2 separate regions of the Homo sapiens genome follow, and region 2 is linked to region 1. Evidence: read pairs that join two places in POLR2A ChIA-PET (ENCODE). Cell type or tissue: PC-3. All regions are shown on one strand. Links, peaks and the distances in the headings refer to the core of each region. The heading gives the core; the rest is flanking DNA. Region 1 has its middle 240 kb from the start of LINC03041. Region 2 overlaps CCDC171 (coiled-coil domain containing 171).

Region 1 (9,440 bases), core at 803-8,802:
CTACCAGCACCTAGCAGGTAGAGGTCAGGGCTGCTGTAAGCCTCCTGTAATTCACAAGACAGCCCCCATAACAAGGAATCATCAGCTCAAAATGTCAACAGTGCTGAGGTTGACAAGCCTCCTGGGCTGTGTTAAGATCCAGTTGTCCACAGTGGCCACCACCTTGACGAGGTTCCCTTTGGTGGCCTCCTTCCCTTCCCTGTCTCATTTCTCCACTCCTCTCCTAGGATCTCCTGGGATTCCTCCCCATTGCGCCACTGCACTCAAATCATTGTCTCAGGGTGTGCTTCTGGGGACCCCCAAACAAGAATTGCATTGGGCTATTTCTGGTCTGAGTAAGGTGGAATTTATTCCTATACCCACTAGAAGAAGCACTCTCCACCACAAGGAAAAAATATGCTTTTTACATATTTACAAAGCAAAGGTACAAGTCCCAATGAATATAAGACAAGCAGTAACCTCTTAAGACACACTATAGGTAACGCTAAAAAGAGCAGAGACCAGATTGGGCAGAATCAATCTCAGCATGTGTCCTTGAGAAGAGTTTGAAGCCAAGCTCAAAGCAAGGAGTGGGGCAAATTGGCAACAAGAAGGAGAAAGGGCTTTTGGAGAAGATTCAGCCCAGATTCCAACCCCAGGCTGCAATACCCTGGGCTTCTTTCCCTTCCAAGGCAGAGTTCATGGGGCATCATGGGAATTGTAAAAACAATTCTGGAGCATTGCAGGGAGTGCATGAGGCCCAGAGCGTCCTCCTCCCTGTGCACTTCCTCTTTGTGGGAGGGAACAAAATGGCTGCAAATGTCTCCAATGTGAAGGGAAATTTTTGCCTGTGTCACGGCCAGGGGATTACATCTGCCTACAGTTACAGGATGTATCACTTGCAGAGAATTCCTTCCACAACATACTCAAAGAACCAAAAAAAAAAAAAAATTATTAAATAGCTGGCTATATTTGATCTATATTTTTCATTCTTTTTTTTTCTCCTGTGGTTTTTCACCAAAGTCCACTTTGACAAGCCATTAAAAGAAAACCCTATGTATATGAGCAATGGATGTAAAAAGAAAAAAAACCTAGTATATCAAACAACCCAACGTATACAATTTGGAAGAAGTAACCGGATCCTCTCCTCTGACAGGCTGTAAACTGGGCTAGGGAGGGACATTGTTTTTCTTTTGGTCATTCTGCCAAGTTAAAAAGGAAGTTGGAGATTAGAACAAAATATTTAAATCAAAAATGAATCCTTCAATGAAAGTTGCTTGATCCCCTTCACTACCACCCCCAGCCTCCCTTCCCCCTTATTGGAAGCATATTTCTCTTTGAAAAGAAGTAGTGTATTGTTGCTGAATAGAAGGGGGACAGCCCATTGGGGAGACACATCGATCTCATCATTTTAAAAGTGAGAGATAAATGACCGAAGGCCTCTTCCCAATCAAATGCTGTTTCTGCACATTCTCAGAATGAATGGCACTGTTTTCCCTGGTGACTGCTGAGCTCTCTCTCCTTGGCTAGGTTTGCCTATGCTAACCATGCATTCCAGACCCTGGAACAAGGGTAACTGCAACTCAAATGGACGTATCTGTGATGCCAGGGCACTGAATTTTTCTTTGAAACCCAAACAAGATCTTGACTCATCCTAAGGGCCCTGTAGTAAGATTCAGTACTTTGATTTTTTGAAATCTCTCTCAAATTTACTATGAGATGGACAGATAGCTTAGGTTCCACAAGCACTATTGTAGGAAAAGGTCCAAGAAAGTAGTAAGGAACAAAGCCACATCTGATATCTACAGATCTCCTCCAGCACTGGGACTTACTAGTCTCTCCTCAAAAGGATTCCCTTTGGTCTTTGAAGTGGCACAGGTAAATGTGGCCCTTTTGGTGCTGAGCCCACTTCATGCAGGTGTAAAAGAACCATGGAAAACAAATATTGTGGTGGGGCTTTTGGACACATTTTTATTTCTGAGAATGGTTTTACGAAATCTGCTTCATAACTGGCCTGGTTCTACATGTTTCAGTACTCATCCCCAAGATTCTGTTTTCTTACAAAACTAATTTATCTATAACTTTTCAACACCCCAAATAAATGTTGGTAATGTAGCTCCCTAATACAAATGATAGTCATAATAAATTAACAACAGTCATCCAAGATATAAGAACAAGGATACACTAATGGCATTAACACACAAAAATATATAATAAAAATTTTACTCTCCAGAGGCAAGAAAGAGTTGTATTACACAATGGATTTTACAATAAACATTTGCAAATAATATATACTATGATAGTGAACAATTATATAGAACCCATATATATCTGCTTTTTTTCCCCAACCTCTCTGGCTTCAGCATCCTTGGACCTTGCATATTTCAATGCTGACTTGGGCTCATCACACTTTCCTGGCTTAACACTCATCTGATACCTGGGCAAGCCACCTGGAAGCCTGGCACTCCCCACTGCAAGCACTAAATATTTTAGAAGGAGATTTTAAAGCAGGAAAATAGCATCATCTCAAATGATCCTTGATAGGCCTACAAAGGGCACCTACCAGTGGCCGCCTTGTCCTTGGTGCACTTGCTCACCTACAGCGTGTCCCCAGCAGAAGGAAGCATTCAGTTTATCTGGTGTGCGTGTACATGTGTGTTTATTTTCCCTCATCTTCTTTAATGAACTATTAGAAATGAAAACAAAAAAAAGAGTTATTTTCCAAGAGACTTTTCCTTAGAGTCTCTCTTTTGTTCCTGGACATAAACTCCATCACCACCCTCACCCCTAGAGAAACTGCAGGTCCCCATATCATTGCTAGCTTGACAGTTCTTGATGGCACTCATTCAAAAAATCTGTATTGAACTCAAATGTGCCCCAGAGACTGAGCTAGATGCTTTGTCCAGTCTTCTCATTTAATCCTCTTAACACTTTGTCCTCAGGGGTTATAATTCACTTTATTTAGCACAGGAAGAAGCTGAGGCTCAGAAAAATCAAGTGATTTCCTCGAGGTCCCTGGGGAGCAAAACGCCTTCAATCATTGAGTCTTTCCTGAAGCTGGTCCTACCCAGAAGCCCTCCCTGCCACCTGGCCTCAAGAGGCTGCCTATTAGGTTGATGGGGCCCTCTTCTCTCAGGCCAGAATCCTCATGATCCTCTTCATAAGGGCTTTCTCTTTCATGCCTCATTCCCAGTTGTCTTATTATCATCTCACACCTGCCTGGCTGCAAAAGGCTCTCTGGTCTAATTTGGTTGCCTCCTTGACTATATGTCTGCGCTCTAATCCACTGGAGCCCGCCCACTGCCAGCTTACTATTCCAGAGAGGCTGCCTGGATACCACTAGCTTCGCAAGAGTCTTGCTCCACGACGAACTAGCTGACTGAGTCTGGGAAAGTCATTAAAACTCCCTGGCAGTTTCTTTGCAGTTATAATATGCACAATAATTTCAGCTTTATCTCTGAAAGAAAACTAAAATGAAGATTGAATGAGACTCAGAAAGCGGGCTTTGGGGAACATCATTCCCATACCAGATTTTATCTCCAAAATGCCCCCAAAATGCACATTTTCATCTAAACTTGCTCAGAATATGGTGTTTCTGGATCTGAATCCAATGCCAAATTTTTTCTCCAAAATTTCCTCCTGTGCCCACAAAGAATGAAGGTTGGTCATTCAACTTTTCCCTGCAAAACCTGAGTTCATAATTTGTGTTCCAGAAGGTGTGGCCAAGAACTATATTCAATATTAAACTCTGTATTTCTCATTTACGAAATCACCAATAAGGAAATTTCGATAAGCCCTCTTATTTTCAATATCCAAACATCATATTTAATTAATCCAATCCTAGTTTTCTGGGTTAAGTGATATTCACTAAGGTAGGCTAAAAGAAAAAATAATAACATTTCAGAAATATAAATTATTGGAAATCCTGAACCTCAGACACCTGGTTCAGATCAAAATAAGTACTAAAAAATCTTCATTGCCCTCCCTTTACCATGAAACAAAAACCCCAGCTTCTTCGCCTGACTTCTACAGAACATTCCCAGCCTCAGTCTATCTTTCCCACCTAAACTTCCTTTTCTCCTGCATGAGCCATTTGCTCTAGACACCAGATTATTTGCTGTCTTCTAAAAGCTCCTTCATTTTATTTCCTCTGCATTTTCTCTCAGGCCTTTTCCCTGCTCCCAAATGCCTCCCTGCTCCCACTGACCTAGTTGGCCAAATCCGACTAGCTGAAACCTCCACTTCTTCCATGAAATCTGTCCTGAACACACCAATCTGAACAGATTTCTCCTTCCTCTGAGCCCCTGTGGCAAAGGAAGCCCATGTGCTTACTCACCTAGTGCTGCCTTCTGCTACTTTGCCCAGTGTCATCTTGAACTTTCATTAAACATCTTTCCTTGTCATATTTTAATGTTGGGCACCCAATTCTGTCTTTATACCCTAGAGTTAGCTACACACACAGTAGCTGCTCATTAAGAACTTGATGCTTAGATTTGACCCACACGCTTGCAAACACCTCTCCTCAAAAGAAATATTTCTTATGTATAAAGCAAGGGAACTGTAGAAATTCACCCCATCAAATATTTTTGGCTGAAAAAAAAAGAGAGAGTATCTTTGCAGAGTCTCAACAGAAACTATGCATGTGAATGTGTGTTTGGGGTACAGAAGTAGAGAGAAGCTTGTTAATTTTAAAGCCACATAGCATGTTTGGCTAAGACTGTTACTCCATTTGTGTATTTCAACCACGTAAAATACACCCTGGGATTCTGGACTGAGAGAAATAGCCATATAAGGAGAAAACAAGGCATTCCCTATAGCTGCTCTTGTAAAACACTCTATGATTTAACCCTCTGCTCGGACAGATCCAAGCTCCTGCACTTTACAACTGCAAACAATCAAATTCCTGGGAGGAGCTCAGCGTGTGACCTGCACCACTGGGCACAAACAATCACAAACAAAACCTGACAGGTCACCTATGGGGCAGCATGACCAAAGCTTCGCAGCCGCCTGCCTTTCTCTCTGCGGTGGGCCGTCCCAGCTGGAGCAGGCACTGAGATGAGCTCCAGCCCAGAGACAACTCTGAGGGCTCATTAATCCCTTTCCTTCAAGAACTCAGGAATCTGAGGTCTGCCTCCACCTTCTAGATGACAGTCCATCAATCTGCAGAATCCCTTCACTGGGGAGGTGTGGGAGGGAGAAGTGGGGGGATCAAGATAAGGAAAGAGGGGCTCCAGGAACAGAGGCAGGACTGGGCAAAGCGTTGGCCAGCCTCCAACACGATGCCTGTGGCTCTCTGGTGGAGTATGCGTCTGGCTAGGGGCCTCTGTGCTATGCAGAGGAGGGACTGTGGAGTGAGGGGGTAACAGGGCACCCAGCTGGCCCTCACCTTCCCTCCCTTCATCTTGATTGCCATTAACAACAACTCTGTGAGGTGCAGTTTTCTAGATGATGAAACTGAGATTCTGAAAGGTTCCAGTGTCCCTCACATGTAATGAGTAGGCGATGATTAGAAATAAGCTTGTATGCTGTGGCAGACACTGCTCATTTTCTTCTGTTATCCGGTCCAATCTCCTTCCTTCTGGCAATAGAATGAACACAACTCCACCTCCACCCCCCACCCCATTACACACACACACAGAAGCAAGGAAGATGGCTGCCTGGCTGGAGATGGTATTTCCCAGACACCCACGTAGCTCAAGGGGGGCCATGTGACTGAGTGATGATTTCCAAGAAGAGGGACATGAGTAGGAGTAATGTGTGCAAATTCTGGGTCACATCTTTTTAAAGTAGCTGCTTGCCTTTCCCATGGGCTGGGACGCAGATGTAAGAATGAGGAAGAGGACAACCTTAGGGGCTACTGGAGTAGCACAGCAGAAGGAGGCTAGACGAGTTTATGGAACAGCGCCACCTACCTTCCTGGGGCTACCGACCTGCAGGGAAATTAGACTGTTCCGTGAGGAGAAATAATCAGCCTCCTCTGAGCCACTGTATTCTTCCATGTCTTTGTGACAGCCATTTAGCCTACATTCTAACTAACGCATGTGACTTTCTGCAGCCTCAGCTGTGTGTAAAGAATCTTGAGGCCACAATAGCTTGCACTAACTTAAAACGCAGAAGGAAAAAAATCGTAGCCAAGTTACATAACAGCAGTACTCACATGCCAAAATCACCCCCTCCCTGAGTCAAGGCTGGAATAGGGGCCTCAGCCACATGAGGGAGTCCTGCACAGGTGACAGCAAAGGTCAGAGAATCCTGCTCTCTCCTCCCCATAGGAGTTTACTACGGAAAATTTGCCTAAGAAGGACCCTGAACCTCATTGAGCTGGAACCAGAAGCACTATTTGGACAACTCTCATTATCATTCCCAAAATGACTTGTTGAAAAGTCTTCCTCACTAATTTTTAAAGTCAGCTTTACTTCCCTGAGACAGATGTGTTAAAACATCTACTATGATTATAATTTCACAGTTCCTCTTGGGACTTCAAGTTTTGAGACTATCATATTATATATATACTAAAAGTGTTACATTTTGTATAACAACCTTTATCAGTAATCATAAATTTCGCCCTTTAGTCTGGCATAAGTGTAACTATATTCAGCTTTTTTTTTTTTTTTTTTGGCCTGATAGGTCTTTTTCTATTTTTTTTTCTGTTTTTGTTCTTTTCTTTGCCCTCATATTTTCTCTTATAAAACCACATAGATTTTAATTTTTTCATCCAAGTTAACAATCTCTGTGTTTTAACAGATACATTTAGTTCATTAACATTTTTTAGGGTTTATTTCTGCCATCTTAGTTTGAGCTTTGTGTTTACTTTGCTATATATGATCTTTGCTTTCTTTTTTCCAAACTTTTAGTGGGATTGATTCTGATTTCTTTATTTCCTCTTTTCCTGTTCTACTGATTTGGTAATTATCAGTCTTATTTGTATTTCTGTATATACATACAGATGTTTTAGATGTTACCCTTACATTTTTAACACACATACTTGACTTTGAAAAGTACAAAATGTCATTTCTACTTACCTATCAATCTTCAGAGCTCCAAACATCTCCCACCCATTTTATCTATTATTGTTGTCAAATATATTATTTTCACTTTTATACCCTTAAAATCTGTCAAGATTATTAACTTCTACAGACAATGCTTGTTTAAATTTAACTTCCCCTCTTAGAGCTCATCCCTTCCTTTCTAGTTCAATTTTCTTCTACTTGAAATAAATCCCTTAGCAACTACTTTACATTTTTGGTGACCAAAACCAAACAAAACTTTAATTTTATATGTGTTGTTGAGTAATAGTTTAGCTGGCTATATAATTGCAAACCGATAGTGATTTTTCCTAGTGCTTTGGGTATGTCATCTTCTTGACTTTTAATATCTGTTGTTGCTGTCAAGAAATCTGCTGCCTAATTATATTTCCTACAAAAAAAATCTTCATTGCTTTAAGAACTTTTTGGCATCAGTATTTTGCAATTTCATTATAGTGGACTTGAAGTTTGAATTCACACTTACTTATTCAGCTCATGACTTACTGTACTTCCTGAATCTTATGATATTTATCTTTTAGACATTGTAAAAAAATTCTCAGTCTTTTTTCTCTCTGAATATTTCTTCTCCTTCATTTTCTATTTCTACTTCTAAACGCTTATTCTCATTCTTTCCTCCATATCTTTAGTTACTCCCTCACATGTTTACGTTTTTGTGATGCATTCTGAATTGGAATTAAATCTCTTCCAGTTTACTACTTTTTTCTTTAACCATATCTAATCTGTTAAAATTGATGACAATATTTATTACTTTTAGAAGTTTCATTTGTTTCTTTTTAAAATCTCTATTTTATTTTTTCATGGTACCTTATATATTGTCATAATTTATTATGTTTTCAATTCCTAATTTTATGCTTTGAATCATTTTTAAACCTACTTATAGTCTTTATGTAATACATTTATTATCTGAAGTGCCTGGGGATCTGATCTCGCTCTGTATTCTATCCACTGGTTCTCTCTCATGGGAAACCATTTCCTAATATTCTTCATAATTTTGGAAGCTGAGATCATCTTCAGTGGAGCTTTCTCTATTCAGGGGATCTTGTGTGGTCTGGGTTGAGGACGTGACCTCACAACCAGGAGAGTTTTGTGCCTGGTTCATGATTGCATGGCATCATGGCCTAGAATCACATTTATTCATCCATGTATTTATTTTTAGACATGTGATAATTGTACATATTTATTGGGTACAGAGTGGCATTTTCATATATGTGTACAATATGTAATGATCAATTCAGGGTAAATAGAATATTCATCACCTCAAACACATCATTTCTCTGTGTTGAGAACATTCAAAATCCTCTCTTCTAGCTATTTGAAAAATATACAATAAATTATTAACTATGGTTATCCTACAATGCTATAGAACATTAGAACTTATTCTTCTATCTAGCTGTAATTTTGTATCCGTAACCATCATTTCCTCTTCATACCCCTTCCTAGCATTCTACTCTTTACTTCTATGAGCACAACTTTTTCAGCTCCCACAAATGAAAACATGCAGTATTTGTCTTTCTGTGCCTGACTTATCTCACTTAACATCATGTCCCCCAGGCTCATTCATGTTGCTGTGAATGACAGGATTTCATTCTTTTTTATGGCTGAATAGTATAGAATCACATGTTTATGTCAATATCTCATCTCAGATATTCCTAGACCACATCTATAGTGTAAATTCAAACCTCAAACCCAAGTAAGGCATTGGATTCTTGGTTCAGAATTCTTGATTGACAACTGAGAGAATTTTTGGTGCTAGTTAAGATAGGTAAATTTGTTTTTTGCTTGTTTGTTTGTTTTGAGACGGAGTCTCGCTCTGTGGCCCAGGCTGGAGTGCAGTGGCGCGATCTCCACTCACTGAAAGCTCCACCTCCCGGGTTCACGCCATTCTCCTGCCTCAGCCTCCTGAGTAGCTGGGACTACAGGCACCTGCCACCACGCCCAGCTAATTTTTTGTATTTTTAGGAGAGACGGGGTTTCACCATGTTAGCTAGGATGGTCTTGATCTCCTGACCTCGAGATCCGCCTGCCTTGGCCTCCCAAATTGCCGGGATTACAGGCGTGAGCCACCGTGCCCGGCCAAGAAATTTCTTTTTTGTCTCTCTGTGCTGATGGCTTTTTGGGCTGTTCTTGGGCCATCATGGAAACCACAAAATGTAGGTCTCAGCATTCACAAATACTTGCCTTTCCAATTCACGTTCCCAAGACAACTAATGTAGTTTCTGTGTCTTTCTCACCTTGGGCCAGGAATCCATGTCCAATGCAGCCAGCTATAGGCAAAGACAAGGTCTCATAGTACTTAGGGAACTTCCTGTTGGTCTGTGGAGAAAGAACTTTTCTGGCAAGAGGGCCTAGAGGAAGGGAAGAAGTGATCATTAGAGGAAACAATTAGTATCCCTGAAACCAATAACTTTTCTTCAA
Region 2 (8,000 bases), core at 1-8,000, 120 kb after region 1:
TGATAAACATAGGAGCGCAGATATCACAACTCTGAAACTACTAGAAGAAAGCATGGGGTAACTCCATGCCATTGTTCTTGGCAATGATTTTTTGGGATATGATCTTAAAAATTATATGCAATACAACCAAAAACAGACAAATGCGATTAAATCAAACTAAAAAGCTCTGCACAGCAAAGGAAACAATCAACACAGTGAAGAGACAACCTACAGGATGGGAGAAAATATTTGCAAGCTATACATGTGACAGGGATTAATATCCAAAATAAGTAAGGACCTCTAACAATAGCAAGAAAACAAATAACCTGATTTTTAAAATGGGCAAAAGACCTAAATAGACATTTCTCAAAAGAAGACATACAAATGGACTTGTGTATGAAAAAATGCTCAATATCACTAATCTTCGGGGAAATGCAAATGAAAACCACAATGAGATATCACCTCACTCCTGTTACAATGGCTGTTAACAAAAAACAAAAGATAAGTGTTGGTGAAGACGTGGAGAAAAAGGAATCTTTGCACACGCTGGTTGTAGGAATGTAAATTAGTACAGTCATGGAAAACAGTATGAAGATTCCTCAAAAAATTAAAACTAGAACTATCATGTGATCCAGCAATCCCACAACTGGGTATATATCCAAAGGAAATGAAATCAGTAGGTCAAAGAGATATGCGCACTCCTCTATTTTTTAAATTGTGCTAGTCAGATCTTCTGTTATTTACACCTGATAGTATTCCTAATGGATATACCTCCAAAGCCCATGCTCTTACCCACCAAACAATATTGCCTCTCATCTACGAAATACAAAGACAAAGGTTTGTTTTTCTATTTCCTTTAGAGAGTTCTTAAAAAGTTCAAGTTAGTAAATGCATATACAAATATCTTTTAAAAATAAAAACCATCACACAAGTTTATTATTTTTAAAACAGTGATTCTCAACTAAGGGAAAAGACAGGAGAGCACACATCCTGTCAAGACATGGAATTGGGCAGCATTCTCCTAAAAGGATACATCAGAATCACCTGGGGGAATGTTTCGCATTCTATAGATGAAGAATCACTACAGGGTGAACCATCTCTTCTAAATGAAATGATGAATGTATCCTGTAGATATGTTCAAAGGGGAAAAAGTGTTGAAAAGTAGAGTTTTGGTATGATTGTGAAGTATATTAAACACACTTTCATTAAGATATCAGTAGCGTAACAATTGGTAAAAATTTTTGGAACCCACGGAGAAACAATCTCACCTTACCAAGTTTGGTCTTCTTAAAATACAAGTAATTGTTTTCATATTAAATAACAGTAAAAAGTAGTAATAGTATGACCCAACAAAGCTGATACAACTTAAACAGTATAATGTAAAATTAACCAATCAAATCAGAGATAGCAAGAAGAAATATGAAAAAGGCTAGAATAAATTCCAAATACTCCAAAATTTTAAAAAGTTTCCTCTTCATTTTAATTTCTCTTGGTGGAGGTCAAATTTACTAATCTCTCATTAAGAAATTAACAAAGTCATTTTAAAAACTGAACTCACAACTCTGGTCCCAAATAACTGTCTTTTTACATTTATTGGATAGATTACTCGTACTTTTCACTCAATAAATATTTATTGAGCACCTACTATAAGCCAGACTGCTCTTAGAACTGGAAAGTCTTAACAGCAATGAAGCAAACACTGAAAACTGCCTTTCTTTATGGAACCTACATTCTACTGAGGAAGGAGCAAACAAACAATAAGCAAATAAATAAAATGCACCATATGTCAGTTTGACGATAACTGCTAGAGGGGAAAAAAATAAGAAAGGTGGAAGGTAGACAGGAAATATGGGGCAAAAGAGAGACAGTTTTTCAGGGGGCAGGGAGAGTTGATGGTTGTGATTTTGAATACCCTGGTTACAAAGGATTTATTTGGACGCTGGCACTTGAGCCAAGACTAGAAGGTGAGGAATCAGACCACAGCCATGCATCTATTTGTTTTAATGCTAACTCTTTTTCTGTTGAATGTAGCATTTGAAGCGGGTCAACAGCGGAATAGCAAAATGATACTGTTTTTCTTTATAAGTCACTGTAATCAAACCAAAAAAAATTAAAAAGACATTCCAATTATTGGTAACCTTCTGAATCTACTGTTGACATATCAGCCTTTTGAGGGAAAGTTTAAATGTTTACTTATTCCTTTATGTCACAATACATTCATTTTTTAAAACTCCCCAAAAATATATTTCAAGTAGAGAAATTTTTTTTTTTTTAGTGTTAAGTGAGCCCAAACTTCATCATGGGCTGAAATTTTAAGACATGAAAATAGCTGCTGAAACTGAATTTTAATCATATAGATGAATCACAACATGCATCTTTAGCTAGGCATGTATTATGGATAAGTCTAGATTTCTACAGAGAATAATCACATGTTCTAATTACCATTTTGGTTATACGCATAATTAATAATATTCTGTCTTAATGGGACACACTGAATCTTCAGACAGTTGCAAGCTTTAACTATGCATACTGCCAAATTCAACTGTCAGCTGCACTGCCAAACACAAAGGAATCTTGATGTAGTGTTTTAGCATTGATAACAATATGCATATCTTTATACATAATACAATGAAAAAATTAATTGCTTTTCTTCTTTCAAATTTTTCTCCACACAAATAATTTTATGTCACTTGATTGATCATTTACCCTAAATTATATATATTGGCAAATGATCTTATGAACATTAAAAACATAAATGTAAATGTAACCCAAGATTCAAAAAGTTATAAAAATATTGTTAGACAAGGACTTACTGATTGTAAACTTGCATTTTCACGTAAACAAGCTGTGTGAAGTTCTGATTTCAAGGCTGCAATGTGACTTCGATGAGATGTCATTTCCTTCTCTAATGTCATGATTCTAGTGCTTGCAAGCTGGTAGACATCCATGAAACTTTTAATCATAGCCTTAAGAAATAAAAATAATGTCACATATAATTCAAATAAATATGTCCCCAAAGGAGAATTTCCATAATTTGAAAGCAAAACCATTAAAATTTTAAAATAAACAACTTTTCATCTTTCTTTAAAATAATAAAGCTAAACCTAACATTTTATATTGAGAACAGTGACTATTTTAAGAAAGTTTGTGAGAAAATAATTGAGACTTCATTCCAGAGTATTTATTTAAATAAGATGTACTTTGATCTATTGTGCTTAAAATTTAGAATGCGGTTTTAAAAGATGGCACAGTTATTTTCTGTAGTAAAGTTAAATTCAAGTTGTAATTTGACCTAAATTTCCATCTTAAGAGAGGTGCAATCTTAATGGGTATACAAACAAGGTATTTCAAAATAAGCTGAGTTAGTAAAATTTTTAAACCACCTAAAAAACAAATGTTTTGAAACAAAAGGAGCTAAAATAATCTTGTGATTTTTAAGAGTAAATGTGATTCTTATTTTGTAAGAAAAGTATAATTATGTTGATTCATGTAACACAGAAATGCCCTTACATTGGACTATACATAATAAAACAATTAACATAAGCAAGTTCTGGTAACCTATTATCTCCTCTAAACAGTACCATATTTAGGGAATTATTGTATCACAGTTTAATCATATTTTATAGAATTTTTCTTCTAAAGCAATTTGTAATAAATTTTAAGTCCAGGATACTATTATGCCTTTTTAAAGGAGACTTTCAAAATAACTCAAATATAGCAAAATAAATCCCATATTTCAAAGACATTTTCAAAAATAATACTATATTGTTTACAAGAAAAATGTTCCTACAACAGCCACAACTTAGTATAAAGGTAGACAGTCTGAGAATTTGCAAATTACATTCTATCTTAAGGTTGTAAATTAGGAAAGCTTTGAGAAATTATGTATTTGAGCAGTTGTGAATGCATGTGAAAAATAATTTAGTGAACAAAGACAGAGTAAGAAACAATATAGTAAATGTATGCAAAACAGAGGTAAGTTAGTTACTTGCAGGTAAGAGTAAGAAAATTCAGACCTTTTGGCCTAATAAATTCTTATTTGCCCTCAAAAAACCAGCTCAGATCTTTTTCAAGAATCCTCTTGTGAGCCCAAAAAAGGCAGTGTTAACTTCTATCCTGGTTTTCTGTGGATCCTTCATGCCTGCTTCTACTGTTGCATATTATTGCTTTAGTAGAAATTTATTAGTTTACATGTTTATCTTCTTTACTAGACTGAGAAGCTACTTAAGGCAAGATACTCTGCCTATACATATTTGGAGCTTCAGGGATAGTGAGTACTTGTTTGAATGACTGCTTGAATTAATGACTGCTTTGAAGAATGAATGGATGAAAAATTAGAAAAGATAAAAACCATAAGTTGAAACCATATATTGTTATAAAATGCCTTCTACGAAAGGGTGATGATGTTTGGGAAAGTATAATCTTAACACCTAATCTAATGAATAAATTATTAATAATACTCTGTTCAAGTTGAAAAAAAGCAGAAGCATAACTATAGGCTAGGCATAAAAGGGTGAAGTACACAAATGTTAATTTATTAACCAACACTACATAAGCATTATATGACTTCTTACCTGGGAATATCTGACATATCCTAACCTATCTTCCTTTGAATCATTTCAAGGCAAGTTTATAGCTAATACTAATACAAACTATATCTCTGCATCTCAAAAGTATGTGAAAATCAGAAACTTGAATTACATCTGTTTTTTCCTATGTCAAGTCTCTCTCAATTCTTATAAATTCATGTATCTTCTCCATTGAGATAGTAGACCAGAAATCACAAGTCCTGGTTTTTTTTTTTTTTCTGAGTCTTACTTTGATTCAACTCTATGTTGTTGGGAAATGCCACATAATCCCTCTGAGCCTCCATCTCCTCCCTCTATAAAATGGGAAAAAGAGTCGTTTTCTTGTCTACTTCCAAAACTGTTGTAAGGCTCAGAAAATTAAAATAGCTAATGTTTACTAGGGATTTACTGAAGTGCAGGGACCATGTAGCATATTACATGCTTAATTTCATTTATCTTTACAGTAACCATATGGAGTAGATACTTTTTTTAATCTAGTTTTTCAGAGCAAAACACAGGAGCTTGGAGGGATTAAATAACTAGTCCAAGTTTACAATTAGTTGTACAATGGTCAGGATACAAATCCAAGTATTTCTCAAGCAAACTCACTCTCTTAACCCTTCACCTATGTTGCATTTAATATAAGAAAGCACTCTAAAAATGGTAAACTATTGAATTTCATTGTAGTATTATTACTATTGTTCTATTTTTAAATTCTCCACTAAAATCTAAATGAGACAATCTGAAATATGTGGTTCTTAGATATATACTTTTATTGTCTAAGGACCTAAAATGTATAAAAGGCTGAAACATGCATAAATGCTTATTGAATGGTAAGAAAGTTCCCTTCCATCAGTAATAGGCTCCTGGATTATTATTTCACTGTAAGTCACAAGAGAATTGACCTTTAATATTTTAGGATTAAAAGTTCCACATTTTAAAAGTTATCCCATTTTCTAACCTTGGAGAAACACATTTTATGAATTTCATCTTTATGACATTCTAAAAGGAATAAATAATATAAATGATATTCCTTCAAATCTCCCTTTAAAAATAAATTTTTTGAGAAGTAATGTCAGAAATTTTATATAGTGGATAACTCTTCCTTGATCTACTTTTAATAACTAAATTCTAATATTCAGCGAAATATTAATATAAACCACATACTACTTCTTTATAACACTAAAAAGAATATAATAATCCAATTTTTCTTAGGATTTCAAATCTTAAACATTCCAACTCTCTTAAAGTAGTATTTTGAGAGACAAAATAAAATTTGTATAATAGTGCATATGATACTTTTTCAGAGCAGCAAGGTACAATGATCAATACAGAAAGCAGGTTTCATGTTACTAATATGTATAAAATATACTATGCTCTTCTAAACAAAAGTCTCCTTCAAAACTGGAAGGTATGAGGAGTATCACTGAAATGGCAATTATTCAAAGAAGCCACATATCCTTTGAAGAATAAAGAATGTTAACTTCCAGTATTAATAAGTGATTCAAACTATACAGTAAAGCATACCAATGAAAAATTCAACTCCTTAATACAAAAGAAAGGTGTCAAGTTGGCAGAAGAAATGGAAATGACAGTCTGACTGTCTAACCCTCTACGACATATCCTGTTCCCTTATTAAAAGATCACATTATTTTACATTAGGAAACAATGACAAAACAGCATGATATTATATACAGCAAGTCCAGGATTTGAGAACTTATCCTGTTGTCATCCTTGGCCCCAGGGGCTTATTTTGACTATACCATGCAGTGAGATCTGTATCTCAGTGAGACTCGGTTAGTATATGAAGAACAAAAGACAGTTTCTGAACAAGAATAGCCTTTGTTTAAGGGATAATCTATAGTGTTTATAATTGACAGTAATAAGACGAGGGAATTCAAACATAAAATTCCACATCTATCCATTTTTTAAAAGTGTACGTGCATTAGAATATAAAAAGTTATAAGATACAAACAGTTGCATGTCACTTGAAGACTAGAAGACCATTTATATAATTTGTTATGTACATATTATTAAGTAGTTTAGACTGACTTCAAATTTGAACATCAGGAACAATGGGATAGTTGGGGGACTGATATTAAGAGAAGAAGAAAATAGTGAAAAATATCATAAAGCCTACATGCCAAAATATCAAATATTTTATCTACATTTTTGAGTAATTGGAAAGCAAAAAACTCTATCACTTCGACTTTAATTCATATAATTATATACATACTTCATTTCTATATCTTACGTAAATATATTGTGTAAAACACATATGCCAAATATACTAAATATGTGAAATGTAATACATTCTCACAAAATCAGGATAAAAATTCATACCTTATAACATTTTATAGAAATTAAATGAGTATTAATACATGAAATGAGCTTAAACTACCTGGCATATAATAAAGGCTCAGGTAAATGTTACCTGTAATAATGATATCAAATAGGAAAATTACTATTTAAGCTCATAAAAGAAAGATTCAATATTTCTGAGAGGTGTAAATTATTAGACATAATGTGAATATTTTAAATATAAAATATTTAAATATTTATTTCTCTTTGATAATAAAAGTTACTATTTATTATGTCATTCCTAAGGAAGAAGATCTCACAATGATAACATGGTTATGCTCAACAAAATACTAGCAAATAGAATCCAACAGCACATCAAAAAGATAATACACTATAACCAGGTGAGATTTACTGCAGGAATGCAAGGATGGTTCAATATATGTAAATCAACAAACATGATATATCACATAAACAGAATTAAGGACAAAAACCATAAGATCATCTCAATAGATGCAGAGAAGGCATTTGGTAAAATTCAGTATACCATCATGATAAAAATCCTCAAAGAACTAGGCAGAGAAGGGAGAGGCCTCAACATAGTAAAGGGCCTATATGACAAACCAACAGCCAACATTATACTTAATGAAGAAAAGTTGAAAGCATTCTAAGAACTGGAACAAGAAAAGGACGTCCACTTTTTGCCACTTTTATTCCACACAGTACTGAAGTCCTTGACAAAGCAATCAGGCAAGAGGAAAAAAATAACAGGTATCATAATTGGCAAACAGGAAGTCAAATTATCCCTGCTCGCTGATGATATATTCTTCTATCCAGAAAATCCTAAAGAACCCACCAAAAAACACTTAGATTTGATAAATTCAGTAAAGTTTCAGGATGCAAAATTAATGTACACAAATCAGCAGCATTTCCATACACCCATAATAATCTATCTGAGGACAAAATCAAGAAAGCTATCCAATTCCCAATAGCTATAAAAAAAAACACTAGGAATATATTTAACCAAAGACGGAAAGATCTATAAGTAGAACTACAAAACACTGATGAAAGAAATTGTAGATAACACAAACAATTGGAAAAATATCCAATGATCATGAATTGGAAGGATTAATATCGTTAAAATGACCATATTGC

The links. ChIA-PET counts read pairs that join two places held together with the same protein. Peaks named below come from ENCODE experiments on the same cell type or tissue, not always from the same donor. Only the 100,000 strongest peaks of a DNase experiment are listed, where the experiment ranks them.
Region 2: POLR2A ChIA-PET joins it to region 1 with 27 read pairs; 2 of 35 experiments call an interaction of 5 or more read pairs at or near these places.

Annotation. Positions count from the first base shown.
Region 1 is chr9:16,036,023-16,045,462 of GRCh38, reverse strand. It overlaps a transcript of CCDC171 not described here. Among named protein-coding and RNA genes, the nearest start is that of LINC03041, 240 kb to the left of the region's middle. RefSeq lists a silencer at 8,953-9,208. In PC-3, for the core only: no CTCF peak of the experiment used is centred there; a DNase peak (open chromatin) is centred at 4,862; H3K27ac peaks cover 2,509 bases.
Region 2 is chr9:15,915,215-15,923,214 of GRCh38, reverse strand. It overlaps CCDC171 (coiled-coil domain containing 171), which reads right to left. Exons shown (of 26, transcript NM_173550.4): 25 at 2,793-2,945. Among named protein-coding and RNA genes, the nearest start is that of LINC03041, 360 kb to the left of the region's middle. In PC-3, for the core only: no CTCF peak of the experiment used is centred there; no DNase peak of the experiment used is centred there.